6 separate regions of the Homo sapiens genome follow, and regions 2, 3, 4, 5 and 6 are each linked to region 1. A link is a contact called in ENCODE Hi-C or POLR2A ChIA-PET data. All regions are on one chromosome and are shown on one strand. Each heading gives the region's core, a stretch centred on a gene start or an enhancer-like site at or near the end of the contact. The rest is flanking DNA. Distances are from core to core; before and after follow the strand shown. Region 1 holds the start of HNRNPDL (heterogeneous nuclear ribonucleoprotein D like). Region 2 holds the start of PPM1K (protein phosphatase, Mg2+/Mn2+ dependent 1K). Region 3 holds the start of CDKL2 (cyclin dependent kinase like 2). Region 4 holds the start of NUP54 (nucleoporin 54). Region 5 holds the start of USO1 (USO1 vesicle transport factor). Region 6 holds the start of SEPTIN11 (septin 11).

Evidence for each region. A loop is a pair of places that touch in the nucleus more often than their neighbours do. ChIA-PET counts read pairs that join two places held with the same protein, here RNA polymerase II (POLR2A). Pooled maps may share reads with other maps.
Region 2: a map of CD8-positive, alpha-beta T cell shows a loop between it and region 1 (11-fold over the local background). The contact joins the promoter of PPM1K here to the promoter of HNRNPDL in region 1. A Hi-C loop is called at or near these places in 1 of 168 maps with a recorded cell type or tissue (CD8-positive, alpha-beta T cell), 1 of 37 single-sample maps with no recorded cell type and 10 of 50 pooled maps. POLR2A ChIA-PET finds 5 or more read pairs at or near these places in 2 of 52 experiments (CD4-positive, alpha-beta T cell and activated CD4-positive, alpha-beta T cell).
Region 3: a pooled map shows a loop between it and region 1 (9-fold over the local background). The contact joins the promoter of CDKL2 here to the promoter of HNRNPDL in region 1. A Hi-C loop is called at or near these places in 3 of 50 pooled maps.
Region 4: a map of CD8-positive, alpha-beta T cell shows a loop between it and region 1 (9-fold over the local background). The contact joins the promoter of NUP54 here to the promoter of HNRNPDL in region 1. A Hi-C loop is called at or near these places in 2 of 168 maps with a recorded cell type or tissue (CD8-positive, alpha-beta T cell and naive thymus-derived CD4-positive, alpha-beta T cell) and 10 of 50 pooled maps.
Region 5: a loop to region 1 is called in a pooled map, with 21 times the contacts of the local background. The contact joins the promoter of USO1 here to the promoter of HNRNPDL in region 1. A Hi-C loop is called at or near these places in 12 of 50 pooled maps. POLR2A ChIA-PET finds 5 or more read pairs at or near these places in 2 of 52 experiments (CD4-positive, alpha-beta T cell and naive thymus-derived CD4-positive, alpha-beta T cell).
Region 6: a loop to region 1 is called in a map of CD8-positive, alpha-beta T cell, with 11 times the contacts of the local background. The contact joins the promoter of SEPTIN11 here to the promoter of HNRNPDL in region 1. A Hi-C loop is called at or near these places in 1 of 168 maps with a recorded cell type or tissue (CD8-positive, alpha-beta T cell) and 6 of 50 pooled maps. POLR2A ChIA-PET finds 5 or more read pairs at or near these places in 1 of 52 experiments (common myeloid progenitor, CD34-positive).

The regions. Positions count from the first base shown.
Region 1 is chr4:82,428,732-82,432,219 of GRCh38, forward strand. It overlaps HNRNPDL (heterogeneous nuclear ribonucleoprotein D like), which reads right to left and starts at 1,731. Exons shown (of 8, transcript NM_031372.4): 1 at 517-1,731. The coding sequence starts at 959. ENOPH1 (enolase-phosphatase 1) reads left to right here and starts at 1,859. Exons shown (of 6, transcript NM_021204.5): 1 at 1,859-2,182. The coding sequence starts at 2,099. RefSeq lists silencers at 180-349, 660-899, 1,270-1,669, 1,790-2,109 and enhancers at 395-1,190, 570-629, 950-1,039, 1,191-1,986, 2,350-2,449.
Region 2 is chr4:88,282,422-88,286,018 of GRCh38, forward strand. It overlaps PPM1K (protein phosphatase, Mg2+/Mn2+ dependent 1K), which reads right to left and starts at 2,140. Exons shown (of 7, transcript NM_152542.5): 1 at 1,985-2,140. It overlaps PPM1K-DT (PPM1K divergent transcript), which reads left to right and starts at 2,509. Exons shown (of 5, transcript NR_134238.1): 1 at 2,509-2,640. RefSeq lists enhancers at 1,923-1,982, 2,023-2,112, 2,025-2,548 and a silencer at 2,283-2,502.
Region 3 is chr4:75,628,760-75,632,294 of GRCh38, forward strand. CDKL2 (cyclin dependent kinase like 2) reads right to left here and starts at 1,769. Exons shown (of 14, transcript NM_001330724.2): 1 at 1,283-1,769.
Region 4 is chr4:76,146,966-76,150,489 of GRCh38, forward strand. NUP54 (nucleoporin 54) reads right to left here and starts at 1,432. Exons shown (of 12, transcript NM_017426.4): 1 at 1,343-1,432. The coding sequence starts at 1,409. It overlaps LOC124900718 (a long non-coding RNA gene), which reads left to right and starts at 1,584. Exons shown (of 2, transcript XR_007058144.1): 1 at 1,584-1,637; 2 at 2,242-3,524. RefSeq lists an enhancer at 1,382-1,541.
Region 5 is chr4:75,723,048-75,726,695 of GRCh38, forward strand. It overlaps USO1 (USO1 vesicle transport factor), which reads left to right and starts at 1,530. Exons shown (of 24, transcript NM_003715.4): 1 at 1,530-1,838. The coding sequence starts at 1,773. It also overlaps a transcript of G3BP2 not described here. RefSeq lists enhancers at 720-1,640, 1,641-2,560, 1,657-1,736 and silencers at 1,317-1,486, 1,821-1,998.
Region 6 is chr4:76,947,980-76,951,624 of GRCh38, forward strand. It overlaps SEPTIN11 (septin 11), which reads left to right and starts at 1,773. Exons shown (of 10, transcript NM_018243.4): 1 at 1,773-1,951. The coding sequence starts at 1,925. LOC105377294 (a long non-coding RNA gene) reads right to left here and starts at 1,586. Exons shown (of 3, transcript XR_001741739.2): 1 at 984-1,586. RefSeq lists an enhancer at 558-637 and silencers at 1,548-1,727, 1,758-2,067.

The DNA.
Region 1 (3,488 bases), core at 481-2,980:
CCTAGATGAATCCCTCACATCTTATCTTACTTAGGTCCATCTTCGTTCTCAGCTGTCAAGCCAACGTTCCACCCAGAGAACTCATCAATCATAACACGTTTTGTGAATCTGGGTACCAGTCGCCTGCTTGTGCCCCAACTCAGTCCTCTAAAACTCTTCCCAGGAAAACCGCGCCGAGTGGTAACAGAGACACAATGAAGAGGCGGCGGCAGCTGCAGCGTGCAGCGCTGGGAGGCCGGCCCCTCCCCCCCGGGTCCCACGCGGCGCCTGCGCGCTCGGGACACAGACGCCGCCGCCCTCCTCCTCCAACCCCTCCGCCCTTCCCCCACTCTTCCCGGGTCTCTCCAGTCACCCCCTCGATCTCTTACTTTCCTCTTCCCTCCAATCTAGTGGGGCCCAGAAGGCACGCGGGGAATCGACTCTGAGAAAGAATGGGGGCAGCGCGCGGCTCACGAGGAACGAAGGGCGCGTGCGGCGCGCTGGGGGAGGGGGAGCGGGGGAAGAAGCGTGCGGTACCCGTCATCCTGCTGATTCTTGCTCGCGTTGATCTTGGATCCCTCTGCGAATTCCTCTATATTGCTGTACTCGTTCATATCCTCCATAGTGACGGAGCTGTCGGCAGGGGGGTGCTGGCGCGCAGTCCGGGTCGCGGCAGCAGCGGCGGCGGAGCGTTGTATGGAGCTGGATTTAAAATGGCGGCGGAAGAGATCCGGGCGCCGCCTGCGCCCTCCCTTTATAGCCGCCCCGCCCGCCAATCGGGAGGGCTGCTGGGCGGTGACGTGGCGCTGGGCCCGGCGCGCCCCCTGCCGGGCGGAGCTGGGAGCGAGCGAAGGGAGGAGCGGGGCTAGCTGCCGCGGCGGCCGCGGCCGCCAATGGGAGAGGCTGCGGGAGGCTAAAGTAGCGGGAGCGGAGGGGAACAATGGCGGCGGCACATGGGAAAGCCTGGGCGGGACCTCCATCGCGGCCCTCCCGGCAAGGAGAGAGGCCACGCGTGAGGGGACGCGGGCTTGGGAGAAGAGAAGAATCAGAAGAGAAAAACGAAGGGGCGTAAATTCCTGGGGTCAGCAGTCCCGAGCAGAGCCGACGCAGGGCCACAGTCCCTCTTGCCTTGGGAGCCTTTGTCTCTGGCGTCCGGTCCAGCCCACTCCTACCAAAAAGCCGTCAACCCCGCCTTTTTCTGCCCTCGGTTCGCCAGTGCGGAGCCGCTGCGGCGGCCGCTGCTACCGACTAGCACCGCGGCCAGTCTGCTCCGGAAAAAGGCGGACTGCGCCCGGCGCTGGCGACTGAGGCGGCGAGCGCGCTCGCCCGCCGCGCGCACGCGTGTTTTGTCCTCGAGCTGGCAGGAACCAGCCGAACAGGAAGCGGGCGCGCGACGGCTCCTCCGGGCAGCGCAGCGCGGGCGCCTCTTCCACTGTGACCACGGGCGCGCGGGCCAAGGGGGCGCGGCGGGGCCTCCCGGGCTGATCGGCCGAAGCCCGGGCCCCGCGCGGCCTCTGGCGGGCTGACGCCGGGAGGAGGGGCGGGGGCTGGCCAGATGACTGTATCTATGCAAAGGCGGAGGCGGTGGGCGGGGAGGGGGCTGGATTCAGTAGAGGGCAAGGGGCACTCACATCCCCGGCGCGCCACTCGCGGGGCTCCTTTCTGCACGTGCCCCGGGCCTCTCCCGCTCGCTCAACCTGTCTGCGGAGGGCGCGCTCTCGCGCACCCTGCTCCCGCGTTCGCTTCTTTGTTCCCGCCCACGCGAGGCCCATTTTGACGGATCCAGTTCGAGGCCTGACGGCGGCCAATCGGCGCTGGCGCCTTCACCCTCCCCGCCCCGCCGAACCCGTCAAGGGCCGCCCCTTTTCCTGCCCACGTGGTCTCGGGCTCCTGCCCCGTCCTGCTCACGAGTTCAGGGCTCCTGGGCGGCCGCCTTTTCCAGTTCCAGGTGTGCAGAAGTGTCCTCTCCCCACGCGCGGCGGGCTGCACTTGGTCGCTGGCTCCGAGATCGCGCGGGGCCGCCGGAAGCCCAAGACGGTACCGGGGGCCGCAGCCGCAGCCGGCGCCGCCCTCCGCCCTCCCCAACAGCAGGCCGAGTCCCGTAGCATCCGGTAGGGAAATGGTCGTGCTTTCGGTCCCCGCCGAAGTCACCGTGATCCTGTTAGATATCGAAGGTACCACAACCCCGATTGCTTTCGTGAAGGTGAGGGGCGGAAGGGAGCGGGGATGTTACTTTTCCTTAAAAACAGTTATTATTTTTTCTAAGTATTTCAGGCCTTGCATTGGAGACGAGGGTTAGGAGAGGCGGTGTGGCTGCCTCTTGTGTGGAATGGGGAGGAAGGAGAGAAAGCCTGCGGTGGGTTGCGGGGATGCTTTTCCTCGCGACACTAGCTTCTCCCTCCCCCGCCCTTGCGCTTGGTTGGATCCAGATGGGTGGGAAGGGATGGAAGTTGACGCTAAAAATCACCGAAGGGCAGGTAAGCCGGGGCGGGGTGTGACGGTGCGGGCCTCGCCACCCGGCAGGTGTGCACCCGGTCGCTTCCGCAGGTGAGCGCAGCCTTTCTGCTCCGTCGGGCCTGGTGTGGCAGCGGCAGCGATTTAATGGTCCTTAAAGCTTCCGATCTCAAAATGGAAAGACTGAAGTGTCAAGATGACTTTTCAGGTGGCCCTGGTGTCGGGCAATCAAGGTTCCTCTTCGCCCCTTCCCACTCTTGCTGTTAGTGGCCAAACTGCACAGTGTATTATTTTACTCTGTTAGGCGCTGTGGTCCATAGCGCTGATTTTTTGAGCTATAGGACACGTCTAGATTCCGTTCACTTTCCTCAGAAAACCACAGAAGCTTGAAGCTCTTATCCAGAGCATTCCTTCTAGGATGTCACTGTGAACCAGCACTTGTCTGCACCTCAGCTTGCAACTTAGCGGATTCCTTCTTTATTCTTTGTCTGTTAGAATAAGCAAATATGAAATGTTACTTTAATTTTTGAAAGAATTCCTCGGGCCTTGTCTTTTTATTTGGCTCCCTGAGGTTTAAGAATTCATTGCAGATACAAGTACTTCTTAGAGGTGCTTGCATGCACAATAATAGTCGAGATATACAAAGTATATTACCAAGTAGGAAAAATCCATCTTCCAAGAAACTGAGCAGCTTGGGTTTTAAATTCTATTTTAGTTTCCATTTTTAAAAAAAATTATCTGTGAATAAGGCTTTTTTTTTTTTTTCTTTGAGAGTCTCACTCTGTTCCCAGGCTGGAGTGGAGTGGAGTGGTGCAATCACAGCTCACTGCAGCCTCTACCTCCTTGGGCTTAAGGCATCCTCCTGCCCCAGCCTCTCGAGTAGTTGGGACTGAAGGGAGAGCCACCATGCCTGGCTAATTTTTGTATTTTTTGTAGAGACGGGGTTTCGCCATATTGCCCAGGCTAGTCTGGAATTCTTGGCCTCCCAAAGTGCTGAGATTACAGGCATGAGCCAAGGCGCCTGGCCTGAATGAGTTTCTTGATGTAGGTTATAA
Region 2 (3,597 bases), core at 890-3,389, 5.9 Mb after region 1:
GTGGCATTTAGGTATCTACAACTTCCACAATGAGAACACAGCCCTTTTAAATATTCTTAAACCAAATATTTACCTATCGACCTTTTTAGAAAATCAATTAAGGCATCCCAGTAAATTCAAATAGTATGGAAATTTCCAGAATGTATTTCAGCTAATTGGGACCCCAATACCTTCTTTCTCAATACCCTGCTAGGAGGAAGGGAAAGAAAATTTACTGCTTTACCTGAGGGGAAAAAAGAAAACAACAATAAAAACTCCAAAGGACTCCCCTTAGGTTTAATGTGAATATGTCTATGTTCAGATGTGTGACTGGAGAAAAGTGTGAAATGTGAGCAGTGAAAAGTACTCAGTATTCTATTCCCATAGATATCTTTTAAGACACGTTAGTAAATATGCATACAAGCCACAGACTATATCCCAAACCTGTAACTTTATAATGCCTTTAAGAACTTTCCTTCACAGTCTATTATGTCACCAGCCACTCTCCTCTCTTCTTTCCTCGTCTCTAAGGATTGCAGTCAAGGAATTTGCCTGGGTGATCAGTAGTAATGACTAAGGTTGCAAGAAAAAATTATTAGCGAGAACTCACTACTCAAATATTGTAACTAAGGTATTTTATCAGACACACACACACGCACGTGCTGCTCTTCTTCCTGCCACAGCTGCCTAACCAGAACACCACAAACCATGGCTGTTTTTCTTTTTCTTTCTGAGACAGGGTCTTGCTCTGTCGCCCAGGCTGGAGTGCAGTGGTGCGATCTCGGCTCACTGCAGCCTCGACCACTCAGGATCAAGAGATCCTCCCACCTCAGCCTCCGGGGCTGGGACCACAGGCACATGCCACCACGCCCGGGTAATTTTTGTATGTTTTGTAGAGCCGAGGTTTCGATGTGTTGCCCAGGCTGGTCTCGAACTCCTGGGCTCAAGCCCGCTTTGGCCTTCCAAAGTGCTGTGATCACAGGCGTGAGCCATTGCTACCGGTCTCATTGCTCTTTTTCATCGTCATTGTAATCTGTCACTTTAGTCGCTCATTCTGAAACCGAAGGACAGCCTCATTCCTCCGCCCTGACGGAAAGAACCGATGAGGCCTTGCTGCACGTTAGCAGTGGGAGGCTCAGAAAAGCCCGTGGAGCTTTTGAGACTGCAAATTCCCTGGCTATTTCCACCTGGAGCCTCTTTGTCACATCCGGTGAATTCCCTCATCTACAGAAAGCGGCTGCTGAAAAAGACATCACCAGCTACAACGCCTTGAGTACTACAGCGCTCCCTGCGCAAAGTAAAACCCAAGTCTTCGGATCAAAACCAGCCGGGGCTGTGCATCCTTCACGATGCCGGACCTCCTGAAAAGCTCACCTGGGTACAGCTCAGGATCCTGGCCTCGGCTCGCTGGCCCTGACAGGCGGGTGGTCAGGGTGACACACGGTGGGAAGAACACACGCCCGCCTGCCTGCGAAGCCTCGCAAATAGCTGGGCTCCCTCGGCACCTTCTGCCGCCAGGTCTCCGCCTCCCAACCTCCCTCTGGGCGTACCGAGCCCGTTGTCGCCACGTTTCCCTCGCCCGGGAGGCAACGCGGCACCCACCCCGCAGCATCCTCGCTTCCGGGGCCTCGGGCAAGGGTCTCCAGTCCCAGCCCACCCACCCTGCCCGCCTCGCGCCGCGCTGGCCCTCCAGCCTGCGGCCACATTCAAGGCCGAGCGCAGTCTGGGCTGGAAACCCGCCGCCCGGGGCGCAGGCAGCCCAGCTGGGCCCCGCCTCACCCCGACGAGCTGCTCACGACCTCCAAAGGGAAGAAAGCGACGCTCTGAGAACTCCGAGAGGCCGCCGGCCAAGCGCCGACTCGGGGGGCGGGGGAACGGAAACCGACGTCTCCCCTTCGACCTCCCGGGAAACCCTTCTCCGTTTACTCTCCATTCCGCGACCGCCAATAAAGAACAGCATACATGGTTAGCAGAAATAAATGAATTGCACTCTCTAGGCTCTTACCTCTGGATGGCTACGTCCCTGAAAAATGTTTTAATTAGCTAACGGAGGACGGGGGAGGAGCTTTCTTGGTCGGTAAATAAGAGTGCCTTCTCCGTCGTCTCGGATCTCCGAAGCAAGCAGTCAAAGCGGCCACTGCCTTGCCTGCTGGAAATTCTCGAAAATTTTTCTCCCGCAGTTGACCAGATGGAGAGGGAGAAGTCTGTTCCCGCTGACTGACAGCAGATCCGGCCAGTCCGCACTCGGCGAGACGGCTGGCCGGCCGCCCGGGCCCTCGATCGCAGCCAGTCACAGATGCCGATGGGAACGAGCCTCCCCGCGGCTGCTATTTGACTTCGCAGGCTTCCAGCTGCGCGGCGGAGCGACGTCACCCTGTGCCAGTGGTGGCTCGCGGCGGCGCCCCGCCCTCCCGAGGTTAGCTCCCCAGCCAAAGAGGGGGCGCGCTTGCGCGGTGGGTGGGGCCGCGAGACTTGGTACCTAGCCAGCGGGCGGAGCGCGGAGGGGGTTTCGCTTCGGGCTAAGGGACTGTAGTTGTGACAGCCAGGAAACCGAGAACGGAATGCCAATACTGCTTAGGCTTAGAGTTTGAAAGGCATCTGATTTCACTGCCATGTCTTTGAACAGCAGTGCACAGTGCAGTCTTCTTCGTGGCTGAACAGGTATCTTGTGATCTTTAGGGAATGTCTATTAATTCATTAAACAAGTATTTCTGTGTTTATTGAAGGACGTCTTGTATGCTATACATTTGCTAGGCACTGGGGATACGCCCCTAACACAGCTAGACACGATAGCTGCCCTCATAGAATTTTCAGTCTAACAAAGAAGAGGGAGAAAACCAACAAGTAAGCAAGCACATAGAATAGTAATTAATCATGTCAAGGAAAGAAATAGGCATGGTGTGGACACTGGAGGATAACTTCAGATAAGATTGTTATATGAGAACTTTATAAGATGGCATTTAAACCATCAGTCATTCAGCCATGGAACCAATAAAATGATGAATTGTTTTGGGCAGAGGGGACAGCAGACAAAGGTCTCTCGGTGAGACAGCCCGGCGTTTTGGAAGAACAGAAAGAAAGCCAAAGTGTCTCCAGCATATTGAGGGAGGGAAAGAACAGCATGATGTGAGAGAGATGAGGCAGACAGGGGCTTGGAGTTGGCATTACATTTTAAATTTAATGGGCTTCTATTGAGGCATTCGAAAAAAAGAAGTGAAAGGGTCTGGGTTTAGACTTTACATCACTTTGGTTAGTGTGCAAAGAACAGTTAAAATAAGCTATTGGGAAACTGATTAGGAGATGATGACAGATGAAATTTAAGGTGGAAGATGACTTTGATTAAACTATGACAATATCACTGAAGGGAGAGAAGAGCAGAGAGATTAGAGATTTTAAAGATAAATAATTAACTTGATTTGGCATTTTAGTTATTCTAGGCCAGGGACAACTGTTTTGAATCCAGTGCATTTAATAACCAGGTTAGAGAGTGACTCTCATATTGACGGCTCACAAATTATAGTAATAACCTTGAGTAATATTATGTTGAGTTGATGTCTTTTCATAGACTTCCTGGATTTTTTTTTCTTTTGTCTTTCTTTCTTTTTTTTTTTTTTTTTT
Region 3 (3,535 bases), core at 519-3,018, 6.8 Mb before region 1:
ATTCTCTTTGTTCTAGCAAACTATGCTAATCCAATGTATACAATACGTTTTCCACACTTGACATATAATAGTTTGAGATTTTATAATATATATATTTTTAATGTAGCTATATGTGGAGAACCAGAAGATTGATCTTGAGGGGTGGGAAATGAAAACAATACCAATGAACATCGACTTAAATTATTATTTTACTACCAGTTTTCATAGTAGATTCTACTACAAACTTTTTACAGAGCAGTGTCCCAGACACTAACTTTCCATGCATTTGACATTTTACCTTCTATTCCACTTCCATTAACTATTTTTTAATAAACTGTTTGTATTTGAAAAAAAAAATCTCCATATAATTCTATCCCTTCTTAATTTTTTTCTCTTCCATTAAGAGAGTATGTTTTATTAAGCACTAGGCTTTAGGTTTATCATACCAATGACAAAAATAGCTTGAATCTATAACCTGGATTATTTTAAAACATTTTGTAATTGATGTCCTCAATATTTGAAAGCACAAAGTGAACCAAAAAAAATGACTTTAAGCATGTCTGAGGTGTTCTGAAGCATATCCCAAGCTAACATTAATGCAAGTTGACTGCTTCAAGTTTATTCTCCCAACCAATTGCATATCTGGACACACCACATTGAACACACCTGCTTTTTCAAGTGACACTGTCCACAAATACTTTAAAAGTATCACAGCCTACAAAGCCTCCTGTTTCCTGAAACAGTTACTCATAAACTATAACTTCTCATGCCTTCTACTCTTGAACGGAAAGGTAATACAAACGAAAAAGAAACCTGGCCAATGGGCAAGGTGTTATTTCTGGATGGTTCTAAAAGCAACAATTTTGATAAAAATATTTGGAGAATGCTAATTTTTTATTTTGTTTAAGACAGATTAAAGGGCCGGGAGCGGTGGCTCACGCCTGTAATCCCAACACTTTGGGAGGCCGAGGCGGGCGGATCACCTGAGGTTGCGAGTTCGAGACCAGCCTAACCAACATGGAGAAACCCTGTCTCTACTAAAAATACAAACTTAGCCGGGCGTGGTGGTGATGCCTGTAATCCCAGCTACTTGGGAGGCTGAGGCAGGATAATCGCTTGAACCCAGGAGGCAGAGGTTGCGGTGAGCCGAGACCATGCCATTGCACTCCAGCCTGGGCAACAAGAGTGAAACTCCGTCTCAAAAAAAAAAAAAAAAAAAAAAAAAAAAAAAAAAAAAAAAGATTGAAATCTTTTATAGATCAAAGAACGAGATAATAGAAGCTTTAAAACGTACTATACTTACCGTTTCTTCAATCCGTTCGCATAGAAAGACCCAAAGGTTTTCAACTTGGAAACAAATTTGAGGTGAAATGCATATGGTTCGCAGGTCCAAAAGATGCTGCCTAGCAAACTAGCAATTCCAGCGCTGTTGTGATTTCTTCTGCGGACGCAGTCACGAGTCCAGGGCGAAGCAGGCAGGGAGGCAGGTGGGCCTCGGTCCGCCGCAAGCTCACACTTAGGAGGACCACGGGCCGCATGCTGTCGTCGTCAAGGCAACGACCTCACTCTGTCCCCAACCATAGGCACAAAGTCTTGGGAGACAGATACGGCCCAGGTCAGAATGCGTTCACGGCAGGCACCAACACCTGTGAAGGCCAAGGGCTAGAGAGCAATTAGCTGGGTGAGAGGCACCACCTCCCAGCTCGTAAGGCGCCCAGTACCTGGAGCCTGGGAACCTGCACCGCTCCAACTACCCCTGGGCGAAGGCGTTGGCCGCGGAGCTGCAAGGGGGGGCGGTTTCTCACCCGCCCCGAGAGCGCCAGGCCTCCCTTCTTCTGATTGGCCGAGCCGAGTCGTCACGAGCCATGATTGGCTCAGGGCCAACCACCCCGCCCCTTCACCTAGGGCTCGGCCCAGGTTCTGCTCCCTGACACGCAGAGGCCCTGCGTCCCCACACGCCTTGGTTCTCGTCAGGAGGCGCCTTTCTGCCTTCCCCAGCGGGAGGAGGCGATTGTGATGCCCACGCGAAGGGTAAAGGTGGCGGTTATGTAGGACTGCGAAGACTATGCAAAATGCGATACGGTTTCCCTCATAGCATCGCCGCTGGGGCAGGGGCGGGCGCCGGGCGCCCTGAGTCGCGTAGGCGCGGCCTGACCGGGATTCCATGCTTCCTTTCTGTTCTGGGCGGTGGGGCCAGTGTGAGCCAGGTAGGAGATAACGGTGACAGTTTAGGAGGTGATGATTAGTAGGCGAGGCAAGGTGGAAGAAGGTAGGTGATGACAGACCTGACGTTAGGAGGGACCTTGGGAAGGCCAGTCTGGCCATTGAAAGTGAGGGAAAACACTGAGATGGAGGAAGGGGAAGAGAGGGCATGAGTGGAATGGGAAAGCGCTGGGATGGCTGGGGATCTGGAGGACACGCACAACACCCGCGTATGGCAGCCAAATGGGGTGGAGTTAGGGCTTGCGATAAAACTTGCCTTAAATGCAAAAATGCAGCTCAATCCACGACTGAGCAAGACTGGTAGGTCAGAATCATGCACAGGCTTAAATCACACAGGAACAGAGCTTACCCCATTTTCAAAGAATCTGAGGCAGCGAGGAGGCCATAAGGCCAGTAAAATAACACTTTCAATCATGATAACTAAATGTTCATGATCATTTTGGTCTCGAAACTACTTTGATTTAGGGAATAGAGTGTCCTGGATAGACAAATGTCTACCATATACCCTAGTCAATATTAAGGTATTAATCATTAATGTTAAGGTATTGATTCCTTCTTGTACATTAAGAAATAGACATTCTTTTTATAGTCTTTTGTGAGTTTGGTTAGTTTGCATTAATCTCCCAGTGGTTAATTACCTTGGTCAGACTGCTTAAAATCTAGTTCCTGAACCTGTAATATTGAGAACCAGACCTGAGGCCTAGTTATGGAAAGAATAGAATTATTTGGTCAATTCAAGATGTGACTCTTAGTGTAGCAATTAGCTCTGTCCTTAGCTGTGTCCAAGTTGCGAGAAGCCCTGTCCCATTTGGTACCTCTATAGGCTATAAGAGAATCTGATGAACTTCTTTTATATGGGGGTAGATTCAGTTTTGTTGGGCCTGAAGCTTAAGAACAAGAGCGCAAAACTATTTTACTTTTGCAACTTTATAATCATATTCAACCGTATAACATTTTAAGGCCCCTTCATGCAAGAGGCCTAGAAGCTTCAATAATCTATTTATATCTCACAGGGAACCAAAGGATAAAGACTGAAAATACTGGATTTGGCGAACAAGTGATGCTTTAGGAAACAATTTCAGCCAGATGCGGTGGCTCATGCCTGTAATCCTAGCACTTTGGGAGGCCAAGGCGGGCAGATCACCTGAGGTCAGGAGTTTGATACCAGCCAGGCCAACATGGTGAAACCCTGTCTCTACTAACAATACAAAAATTAGCTGGGCATGGTTGTGAACGCCTGTACTCCCAGCTACTTGGGAGACTGAAAAAAAGAAAACAAACAAACCAAAAAAAAACAATTTCAGTAAGAACTGAGTTTGAAAGCCAGTTGTAG
Region 4 (3,524 bases), core at 182-2,681, 6.3 Mb before region 1:
AGTATCCTAATCTGCTGAGTTGACCAAAGAAATACATTATTATCATTATAACACAAGTTAAAAAACAAAACAGGTTACTGCTGTTCGTATAAGACTTGTTTCTCTTTGGAAACACAAGGACAATAAAATGAAATCTCAATGAAAGATGCAGAAAAAATGAAAAATGACTGCAGGAGTCCAAGAATCCCAGGATGGGCTTGACTGGTGGTGAGTTTATACTTTGGAAGTCCTACCTAATAATTTTAAAGATCTATTCAAAATTATAATCCAAATGCTTATCATTTGGAAGATAAGTGCACATTTAATAAAGGAACACTGTAACTTGCAAAACTTTCCTAAACCACATCTTTTAAGGCAGTAAAAACTTGATACAGATGTTTTTGATTCGAGATAAGGAAATAAATTTCCTTTCCCTATTAGACAAGTAACTGTTCTTTCCCAAACTCCAGGAACCACAATATTCTTGGACTCCAGCTCCCAACACTGGTTACACATACAACCCGCAGTATCTACCTGCACTTGCCAGACTGTTACCAAAATTGAACGGAGTCGCCGAGGTAGTAGAAACACCGAAATTCCCAATATTAAAGTTCACTGCAGGATTAGCAGTTAATCCGAAACCCCCAAAATTAAACCCACTGGCGGTGGAGTTGGCAGTCTCAAGCCCACCAAATCCTGATAGGCGTGTAGGCAAAGAAACAAAATTTTAAAAAGGGGGAGAGGGAAAAAGAAAAGAAAGCAAGATAAGGATTAGAAGAATCAGCAGGAGGTTTCACAGAAGTGAACAAACCTGGTTTTGCTCCAAACAGTTTAAGAAAGCAGAGTGGGGGTGGGGTGGGGCAGATGGAAGAAGCATGACGGATAAACCCCACAGCGAGGACCACAGGGGGCCGGGGGTGGAACTAAGGGAGTCAATGGGCAGTGCCGGTGGATCCCCAGCCCTATCCTCGCCGAGTCCGGCAGCGGGAACCACGCAAGCGTTCCCGCCCATCCAGGAGGCTGAGGTGCAGAGGGGAGGGAGGTTCTCGGGCAAGGGGAGAGGGAAGCAACCTCCAATTTCTCTGAGTAGGACTCCCCGGCAGCGGGAAGCGAACCGCTCAAGCCAGGGCCCTGTGGAAACTCACGCGCGGCAAGCGAGCTTCTAGTGGGACCCCGAGTACCCCCGTGGCCTCCTCGGGTGCCGCCTCGGCCCACTCTGCCGCCGCCCGCCCTTTTCCAATGCCTCTAAAGTCTCCGCGTCGGCGGGAGATTCCAGGATCCCCAGGTCGGAGAGTCTCGGACAGAGGGGGCGGACCAGACCCTTCCCCTTCTTCCCGGGTGAAGGTCTAGGGGGATCACTCACCCGCGGGGGCCGCGGTGGCTGCAGCGGTACCGGAGGTGCCCGAGGGAGCCCCAAAATTGAAGGCCATGTCGCGAAAGCAGGAGACCAAGTAGGTTACTCCTGCGACGCGCAGCGCGCTCCCCTTCTCAGTCCGGCCGGGAAACCGCCAGTCAGATCACCGAGTTCCGCCTCCTTTCTGACCTAGCCTAAGAGGCCGGAAGGCGCCAAGGGCGTAGGAGGTGGGTGGTTGTGAGGGAACGCCCCCAGCCAGCTCACTTCCGGTGGGCTTCACATGCTGTGGGGTGTCACTGTTAAGGTAAAATGCTGGGACGCTCGCGAGGGTGTGCCGCCTGAGAGTCCTTTAAAAACTGCCGTAGGGAGGTTCTTTGGGAAAGGTGTGCAGAGGCTGAAGTTGTTACTGTAGGGATACGCGGTAGACAGCTAGAATTTGTATGTGGTAGGGTTGAAGTTGCTGCCTCATCAACTAGCGGGCCTGGGAGGTCGGGCAGCAGGGCTGGGGTTGAGAACCCCCCCAACACCCACGAGGAGGTGGTATTTGAACCCAGTGCTGAAGGATGAGTAGACGGAGCAGAAGCAGTAAAGAGGATGCACGTTGGAAGAAATGAAAGCGAATGGAATTGTAGCAAACACGTTGCGTTTACTATGTGCCAGGCACTCTTCTAGACATTTTACATAATTTAATCAGCTATCTTATGAGGTGGGTTGCTGCTATCTCCAATTTATAAAAGAGGAAACAGGTACCAAAGGGTCAGGCTGTTTACAGAGTAAATACTCCTAACCACAGCTCTAAGGGGAGCACTGAAAAAGAGGGGAAGAGTGGGCCCCCTCTGTTGTACTTGTAATATAATTTAATCCTCAGAATAAATAAATAGAGAAGATTCTGTAACTGTATTTTGCAGGTGAGATGAGAGAATTGAGGTTTGGAGTTGTTAAGCAGCTTGCCCAAAGTCACCTTGCAGGTAGGTTCTGGAGTCTGGTTTTGGACTCATGTTTCTCCACTCCAGAGTCCCAATTTGTAAAAATTACCATTATATTATATTGCCTTGTAAATTATGGTAAGGATTTCAGACTATTTCTTGAGGGTAATGGGAAACCTTTAAGGGGTTTTAGGCAGAGGACTAGTATGACTAGAATTTTGTTTTTAGAAGATCCCTCTGGCTGCCATAAGGAGAATGGATTGGAAGGAGCCAGAATGCCTGAGGAAGATAGAGCTTTTAGGAGTCTGTTGTAGTTGCACAGGTAGGAGATGATAATGACTTGGATTACATCTGGCAGTGGAATTAGGAGAATAAATTTGAGAGATACTTAAGAAATAGCATATATGAGACTCGTAGTATTTGGACGTGGGAAGTAAGGATTCAAGGACAACCTCCTGCTTTCTGGCTTGGGCAAGTTGGTGAATGGTGGACCCGTGTCTGACTCCTACAAACTGAGTATGCTCTCATACCCACTGCCCTGCCTTCTTTCACTGTTTGTCACAGATAATTTATCAATCTAATTTTTCCTTACAATAGTATATATTCCATAAGTGCAAGAACCATGTCCCTCTTGTTCCATGCCCATCACAAGTGCCTGGCATATAACAGGGGGAAATAAATAATGAATGAATGACAGATAGGTGGAAACCAGATCTTGAAAGACCTTCCTTAGCATGTTAAGGAGCTTTGATTTACCAGCAGTTTGTCCAGCTGCGGCCCACAGGCCACATGTGGCTCATGGCTTAGGATGGCTTTGAATGCAGCCCAACACAAATTCGTAAACTTTATTGAAACATTGTGAGGTTTTTTGCGATTTTTTTTAAAGCTCATCAGCTATTGTTAGTGTATTTTATGTGTGGCCCAAGACAATTCTTCTTCTTCCAGTGTGGCCCAAGGAAGCCAAAAGATTGGACACCCCTGATTTAGCACATAGCCTAACGCTTAAGTACTTAGCTTACCTTAAAAAAACAAACAACCATTCTTCTTCTTCCAGCGTGGCCCAGGGAAGCCAAAAGATTGGACACCCCTGATTTAGCACATTGTCTAATGGCTAAGTACTCAGCTTACCTTAAAAAAACAAACAGCCCTCCCAGTCTAGCAGAAAGGAAAACCAATGATTAATTTATGGAATCTGCCAGAAGCTCAGGAATTGGAGATATCACGTATCTTCATAAGTTGGGGTAAAGGGAAGTTAAAATGAGAGG
Region 5 (3,648 bases), core at 280-2,779, 6.7 Mb before region 1:
CATATAGATGTGTACCTACATTTTAGGGAAAGCTTTCAAGAATGATGTCAGAGTTGAGCCTTAAGGAATTAGCAGGAGTTTGCTTGATGAAGAGAAAGGAAGGGAAGGGCATATCCAGGTCTGAGAAAAATGCCCAGAGTATGTGGGGGAGGCAGGAGCTGAAAAAGTAGGCAGGAGCTAAATCATAACAGGCCTGTATGACAAACTAAGGAGTTTGCACTTTATTCTGGACAGAATGGGGAACAACTGGAGGATTTTAAGAGGAATGACATGAACAGATGTTTTGTTGTTGTTAGTCTCACCCAAGGATGGACTGGAGATTGGACTGGAAGGAAGCCAGGGCTGAATGCAGACAAACTAATTAGGAGGCTGTTGCTGTCATCTCAATGAGAAATGATGAGAAGAACATAATCTATGTCACAGGCACAGAGGATGGAGAGCAGAACACCTATTTGAGAAATATTCTATAAATAGAAATGATAGGACATGACTATTGATTGGACATGTGTGGGTGGAAAGCCAGAGTCTAAGATTCTTCCCAGCTTCCTCTGTCTAGCTTAGGCAATTATTTGGACAGTGGTACTACTGAGCACGGCACGCACACAGTAGAAGCAGCATATTGACTTTTTTTCTTTAAGGGAGGCAGGGAAAGATGACGAGTTCAATTTTAAATGCTGAATCTGAGACCTGTGGGGAATCCAAGGGGAGAGGTGCATGAGTCAGTTAGCTAACTAGACCTGTGCTTTTTAGCCTCAAGAAATTTACAAGACTATTCCAGAAGCATGTGTACTGACAACCTCACTGCCAAAGGAACAGGCATACCAATTAGAGAAAATGACAATTTTTCATGTTAAAAAAAAAAAAACTGAAAACACAGGGGTTGAGAGTTAATAACGAAACATTATGTTACTCGCCAAACTGACACAGCAGAACAATGTATTTCTCTAGTAAGCTAAATGTAGGGTTTGATGGGTTTCCTCCTGACGACACTTGAAAATAGAGGTGTACCTGGTGTTTAGATCTAGGAATTCCTTTCAGCAGGTTTGAAGAGCAAGAGCTGAGAAATGCGCCCTCCAGTGGCAGTGGAATGAGGGGTGTCTAGTAACCCTTTTTACCACCAAACAAAGCCCTGTAAAGAAATGCAATTTACCGGGATCAGAAAGCCACAATGCTGGTACCAGTAAACCGTCAAACCAAGCGAACCCTCTCAGGCGCCAGGAAGCCTTACCTGTCACGTTGGCCAAAGGAAAATTTCACTTTCGACTCAACAAAATAAGACCTCAGATTTGATAGCTTGCAGTAAGTCCCGCTTGGCGACGATTAAACACCCTGCAAGTCGAAACGCGTAGTCTAATCAAATCCTCTCCAGCCTGCAGGGCCGGGCTTCCACCACGTGGGTGGCTGCGGCCAGCAGGATCAATCCGCGAAGGGTGGGGGTAGGAGGCGTGCCCCTGCGGTGGGAGGCGGGGTCTGCGCAGTGGGTGGGGCTTCGGCGGAACCTAGCTAAGAGGTTCCTCTCGCCTCCGCTCCCCTTTTGCCTTCAACCTTCGAGCCGCCACGTAATGCCACGTCCCCGCGCATGCGCATCTTGGCCGCTGCTGGCGGCTGTTTCCGGGCTTAGAGGGCTGGAGTGGCCGCCGAGTTGGAGGCGGTGGTGGCAGCAGTAGGAGTGTGTAGAGTGCGGGATTGGGGCCCAGGCCCTGCGGAGGGCGGGGGAAGTTGTCTTCTTTTTTTTCCGGAGGGGCCGGTAAACCTGGTGGCTGAACGGCAAGATGAATTTCCTCCGCGGGGTAATGGGGGGTCAGAGTGCCGGACCCCAGCACACAGAAGCCGAGACGGTGAGAGGAGCAGCGGGTCTGGGACTTGGGAAGGGGTCCGGGCAGGGACGGGGACGGAGCACTCGGAGACCCGAAGGTCACCTCCAGCGTCCCACCATGGAGGGGGCATCCACATGCCGCCTCCCCCTTTGCCCTCCTTCCGCTCCTGAAATCCCAGAGTTATTCAATCACGCCCCCAGCTCAGTCCCCATTGCTGCCGTTCGGCCGGACTGACGGCGGCCGCGCCCCGCAGCTCTGTAGGCCCTGAAGCTCGGGCTAGGAGAGTGGTCCGCAGGTGGTACCGCACGGGAAGGGACGGATGCGCGGCCGAGCTGGCCCGAACTGCCTCCCACGCCCCTCGGGGCCGTGGGCCCCTCCCTCTTTCTCTTTCGCTCGTCTGCACTGGCCGAGAGGAGCCTGAAGTCCTGCTCCCTCCCTCGCAGTCTGAAACTGGGGCGTTGGGGAAAACTGCGAGAAGGTTTAAAACCCAGCTGTTGGTGAGAGCATTTGGCTAAGAATAAAACGATATTCTTTGAAGGACAAATCCACCTGCTCCTGTCCCATCAACTGGAAGAGCGGTCGTTCTGCCTGGTGTTATTTGTTCAGATCCGGCTTTTCGGGCTCACCCAAATATATATCATTTGGCAAATGCTACCTTGAACGTAGTAGGGATCTTAAGCGCTCAAACTGCTTTGGGGACACGTCCACCGCTTTCTGCCTGAACTCCTAATGACATGATTTGCGGCGTTATTTAAAAAAAAAAAAAAATGGTTAGCCGCTGAAAACATTATTTAATAGTTGCTTAGATTCTAGGTTTAGAATACACTTATTTTGAAGTTTGGTTAGTGTTTAATGGAATCGAGGGTGTATGCCTTTTTGAAATAAACTTTTTATTTGAGAAGAATTTTAGATCTACATAAAAGAGACTAAGTATAACACTTTAATGGCTAACTTTGTTAATGGGATCCTGAGGGATAATATAGTAGCTTTCATTTGTCAGGCTCTTACCTTGTGCTAGGTTCTGTGCTGAGCTCTTTATATTCCACATTATGCTTTAATCGTTAACTACCCTGCAAGATAGGTGAGAGTATTCTCACCTTAAAAGTCAAAAAATGAGACTGAGAGGGGTGAAGTAGGCCGGACGCGGTGGCTCACGCCTCTAATCCCAGCACTTTGGGAGGCTGAGGCCGGCGGATCACCTGAGGTCGGGAGTTCGAGACCAGCCTGACCAACATGGAGAAACCCCGTCTCTACTAAAAATACAGAATTAGCCGGCCGTGGTGGCACATGCCTGTAATCCCAGCCACTCGGAAGGCTGAGGCAGGAGAATCGCTTGAACTCGGGAGGCGGAGGTTACGGTGAGCAGAGATCGTGCCATTGCACTCTAGCCTGGGCAACAAGAGCGAAACTCTGTCTCAAAAAAAAAAAAAAAAAAAAGGGGTGAAGTAACTTGACCAATGTCACACTGCTAATAATAGAGCCAGGATTCAACCAAGAGGTACCTTACTTCAAAGCCTTCACTTTATTGCTCATGCCTGTATTTCAATACTTTTTGGGAACTTTATATAGTATTACTAAAATTAACTGCAGCTAGTCGCAGTGACACAGGCCTATAATCCCAGCTAAGGGGATGCTAAGCCAGGAGGATCGCTTGAGCCCAGGAGTTTGAGACTAGCCTGGGCAGCATGAAGAGACTCCATCTCAAAAAAAAAAAAAATAACTGCGCAGGTCTGGTTAGAATTGTTTAAAGCATAAGATGAAAGCCGGTAAATCTGTTTCTTTCATTTGAAAATCACTTTTCTGTCTCTCACTGTAACACACGCACACATTT
Region 6 (3,645 bases), core at 523-3,022, 5.5 Mb before region 1:
GGCCCATTTATGTGTAATCTTAATTCAACACTTATTGAGCGCCTACTGTATGTTTGGCATAAAATGGTGGTCCCTAATTTCAAAAGATTTGGAGTCTAGAGGGCAGAAATTGAAGAGGTTGGTGCTCTGCACGTCTGAGTCCGCCCACAGACTGAATAAATAAGCTCTGCGTCGGCGCCCCTCACCTTTCTTTCATGGCCAGACTTTTCTCTGGCGGTTCCACAGCTGTCCTGACAGTGGAATTCAGACGGGGTGACCAAGCCCCTAGCCCACCTACCAGCGAAATCCAGCATCAGTTCCAGGGCAGCCGGACCCGCGCCCGGGGACGACTGACCCTTAGCCCAAGGCTGCGGGGGCGTCGGAGTCCTGAAGCGCAGGCGAGGCAGGGCCAGCGGGACAGGGAGACTCAAGGCCCCAGGGGATCTGGGCGTTTGAAGACTCAGGTCAGACTCTGAGGCGCCCGTCTAAAGAGACCGGTTGTCTTTTCCCTAATTCAGGAGGCCAGGCTGTCCCTTGGGGCGTCGTACCGAGGGCAGATCACAGCCCTTCCCTCCTCACCACACTCCCTGTGCTTCCACCCAGCTGGTTCCCCGCCCTGTCCATCGCTGTCCTCAATCGCTTGTTGTCGTGGGCCCCCCTCTCCGGCCCACGTGGGGCCGCAGGGATCCACAGCTCATCTGACACACCTCGCTGCCCTGCACGCACCGGGACCCCTCCATTCCGCCGGCCCCTCAGACACGCAGTAACACCCCAACATCTGCTGGGAAAAAAATCTTCCCCACGGCGGAGGAGTTCTCAGTCCCACGCGCCCAGAGTCGCACCCACTCGAGCCACCCGCCTGTTGCCGTCGCCACGCCCTCCAGCCGCAGCCCCAGCGCGCATTCCTACGGGTCGCCGGGTCTGTCGCCAGCGATCGAATGAAGTCGGCTGATCCCCCACGTGTGGCTGCTCCAGTGACACCCAGGGGAGGCCTCGGTCCTTACCCCTAGAGCAACCAATGGCTGCCTTAATTCTTCAGCGGGGGCGTTCTTTTTCTTCCTCCCAAGCAGGCGGCCGTTGGGTCGGCCGAAGGCAGCAGCGACTACTACGGCTCTTCCTCTCCAATGGGATCCCCTGTCTGCCCGCGCGCCACAGTGACAGCTTCCAGATGCCTGTCTTTAGTCTCCCTTCTCAAGGGAAGCGGTGGGCGACCGAGGTGCGGCCTGGAGGGCCCCCATGTGGGAAGGGAAGACTTGCGGAAGGGCAATTCTTCCAGTGCGGAGACGAGGAGGCCAGCCCAGCCGCACTTCGGTCGCCCACCGCTCCGCCTGGTGGTCCGCAGCCCCTTCCAGGCCGGCTTCTCCGGGTGGGGCGTGCTAGTCCGGGGCTAACTTTCCGCCACGTGCTGTCCCTGCGACCCGTCTCCCCCGGTCGCCCTTCCTTCTCCCGGCGGCCGCTGGAGCTGCCCGCTTCGTGGAGCCGGTGGCAGGCCCCGGGGCTGGGAGCTCGCGCCCAGGCTTTTACTCAGATTCCAGCACCTGATGGAGCAGGGGGTGGCGGCCAGCGCACAGGCTGTCGGCATCTCATGGCAGCGGAGACGGTCGTTTGGGGACGGAGGGGCGAGCCCCGCGGCCGGGGCCAGTGGAGCTGGGCTCGGAGCCCGCCCACCATCCTCCCGCCCACCACCGCGGCCGGGCGCGCAGGCTCACACCCCTTCCTGGGGAAGCGAATGGTCCCTTCCAGGCGGGTGGCCATGTTGCTCTAATAAAGCGGGAGGGGCGGCGGCGTGGGGGGAGCAGATGCCGCTGGCTGCCAGCGGGACGCCGGCGAGCAGAGCGCAGCCGCGAGGGAGGCGCGAGGGAGGCGAGCCGGAGCCCGAGCACTAGCAGCAGCCGGAGTCGGCGTAAAGCACCCGGGCGCAGCCGGAGCCGGTGCCGCAGCTGCGATGGCCGTGGCCGTGGGGAGACCGTCTGTGAGTGCTGGGGCCTCGCCTGCTGCTCCTCGGGCGCCGGGTGGTCTCTGCTCTGGGGCGGGTGCGGTGAGGACCACAGGGGAGCCGGGCGGGTGCTCGGCCCCGCGGCGGCGGCGACGGCTGTGGGTGTGTGCACGAATTTGGGCGCGCGTCTGGGGTCGGGGTTAGGAGCCCAGGGGCTCAGTTACGTGATGCAACAGTGGATCGCCTCGTCGCGCCCCTCTTCTGGGAATGCGAAAGAAAAAGGACCCCTCTCCTGTTCCCTTTAAAATAATTCTTTGAGGCGCGGCGTGTCTCAGCCGCCTCCCTCTGCCCGCGCACCTCTTCCCTCGTGACAGCCAGAAGGGCGCCGGGTTCGGGGCTTTCCTCCAGTCTCCCCCGCGCCGAGGGGGCGCTCAGGGCATGGGAATTGCGAGCTGAAGTGCTGCGTGTGGCACTGCTGTAGAAGCAGGTCAGAGGGGTGGGATTTCCGTGGTGGCCTCCCCAGCGCATTGTGAGATCCCGGACACCCTCGGGCATCCACCCGGCTGAGCGGGCCCTGCCCAGGATGTGGACAAAGCCCCAGATAACACACACAAAGTTTTCTGGAGGCTCCCTTGTGGTGTGGGTGGAAGGACTGAAATGTTCTGCGGCTGAAAGGCCGGGGGCGGCGGGCTGAGGAGGCTGGGACGCGAGGAAGAGGAAGGGCGGGCGGGTGCGTGAAGAATCGAGTGCCCCACGGCGGGAGGGAGGAGAGTAGGAGGGAGGAGATACCTTTGCCCCGAGTGTGTGGGCCAAGGCGCCGCGCCTACTGGGTTGCAAGACTCGGTCCGCGCCCCGGGGCCGGGCCGGAGGGGAGCGGGACTCCGAGGGTGCGGTTCAGTGGCCGCTCCGCATCCCCAAGTGAAAGGCGGAGGAAGGGGCGGCGGCGGCCTTTCCTTTTTTTTGAAAGGAGCGGAGCTGGGTGGGAAAGGCGGAGTCCTCCTGTTTTCCCTTTCCCCTTTTCATCGTCGATGTTCACAGTCCACTCGCCTTACTGGCTTTGGGGGCGCCTCGGGCGATGTCTTTCCCTGTCTATCACCTCCTCTTCCCTTTTTCTTCTTCCCTTTCCCACAGCTGTGCAGCTGCAGGTGGTGGCTCGGGAGATTTTGTAGTTACAGACGAAAGACTTACTGAGATACTGGAAGCTCGGAAATCCCAGAAATGCAAGGCTGTGCTCTCAGGCTCCCGGCTCTTCCCCCTCTCCCCGCCTAACTCCTCCCCAGATACGCGCGCCTTTTGCACCCTACCCCCTCGGGAGAAGTTCATGGGTCCCTTTGCGGATTCTAATTCGATTTGGTGGTTCGGCTGCCCGCGGTGCTTTCAAAGACGTTTTCTGCAGTCAGAAAACACAGCGGTCATATCGAATCATGACTGTCTTTTAGGCCTTTTCAACTCTACGATTTAATGACATGGCTCTTTTAAGAATTCTGGTCTTCTTTTGCACATAAATTGTGCTCTTGATAATTAGTGGTCACATGTAGGTTATTGTTACTGAGGGAATTTGCATAGTCTCTGGGCTAGTCGTTTTATTTTTGGTGAGAAAATTGAGGTCTATAGAGGTGAAATTTATCTGGTTAAATTACTCCTCCCCCTGCCCCCCATTATACTTATTAGCAGGCATAGATTCAGAGAACTAAAATAACAATATCTGCTTTAGATAAATTGGCAAACGT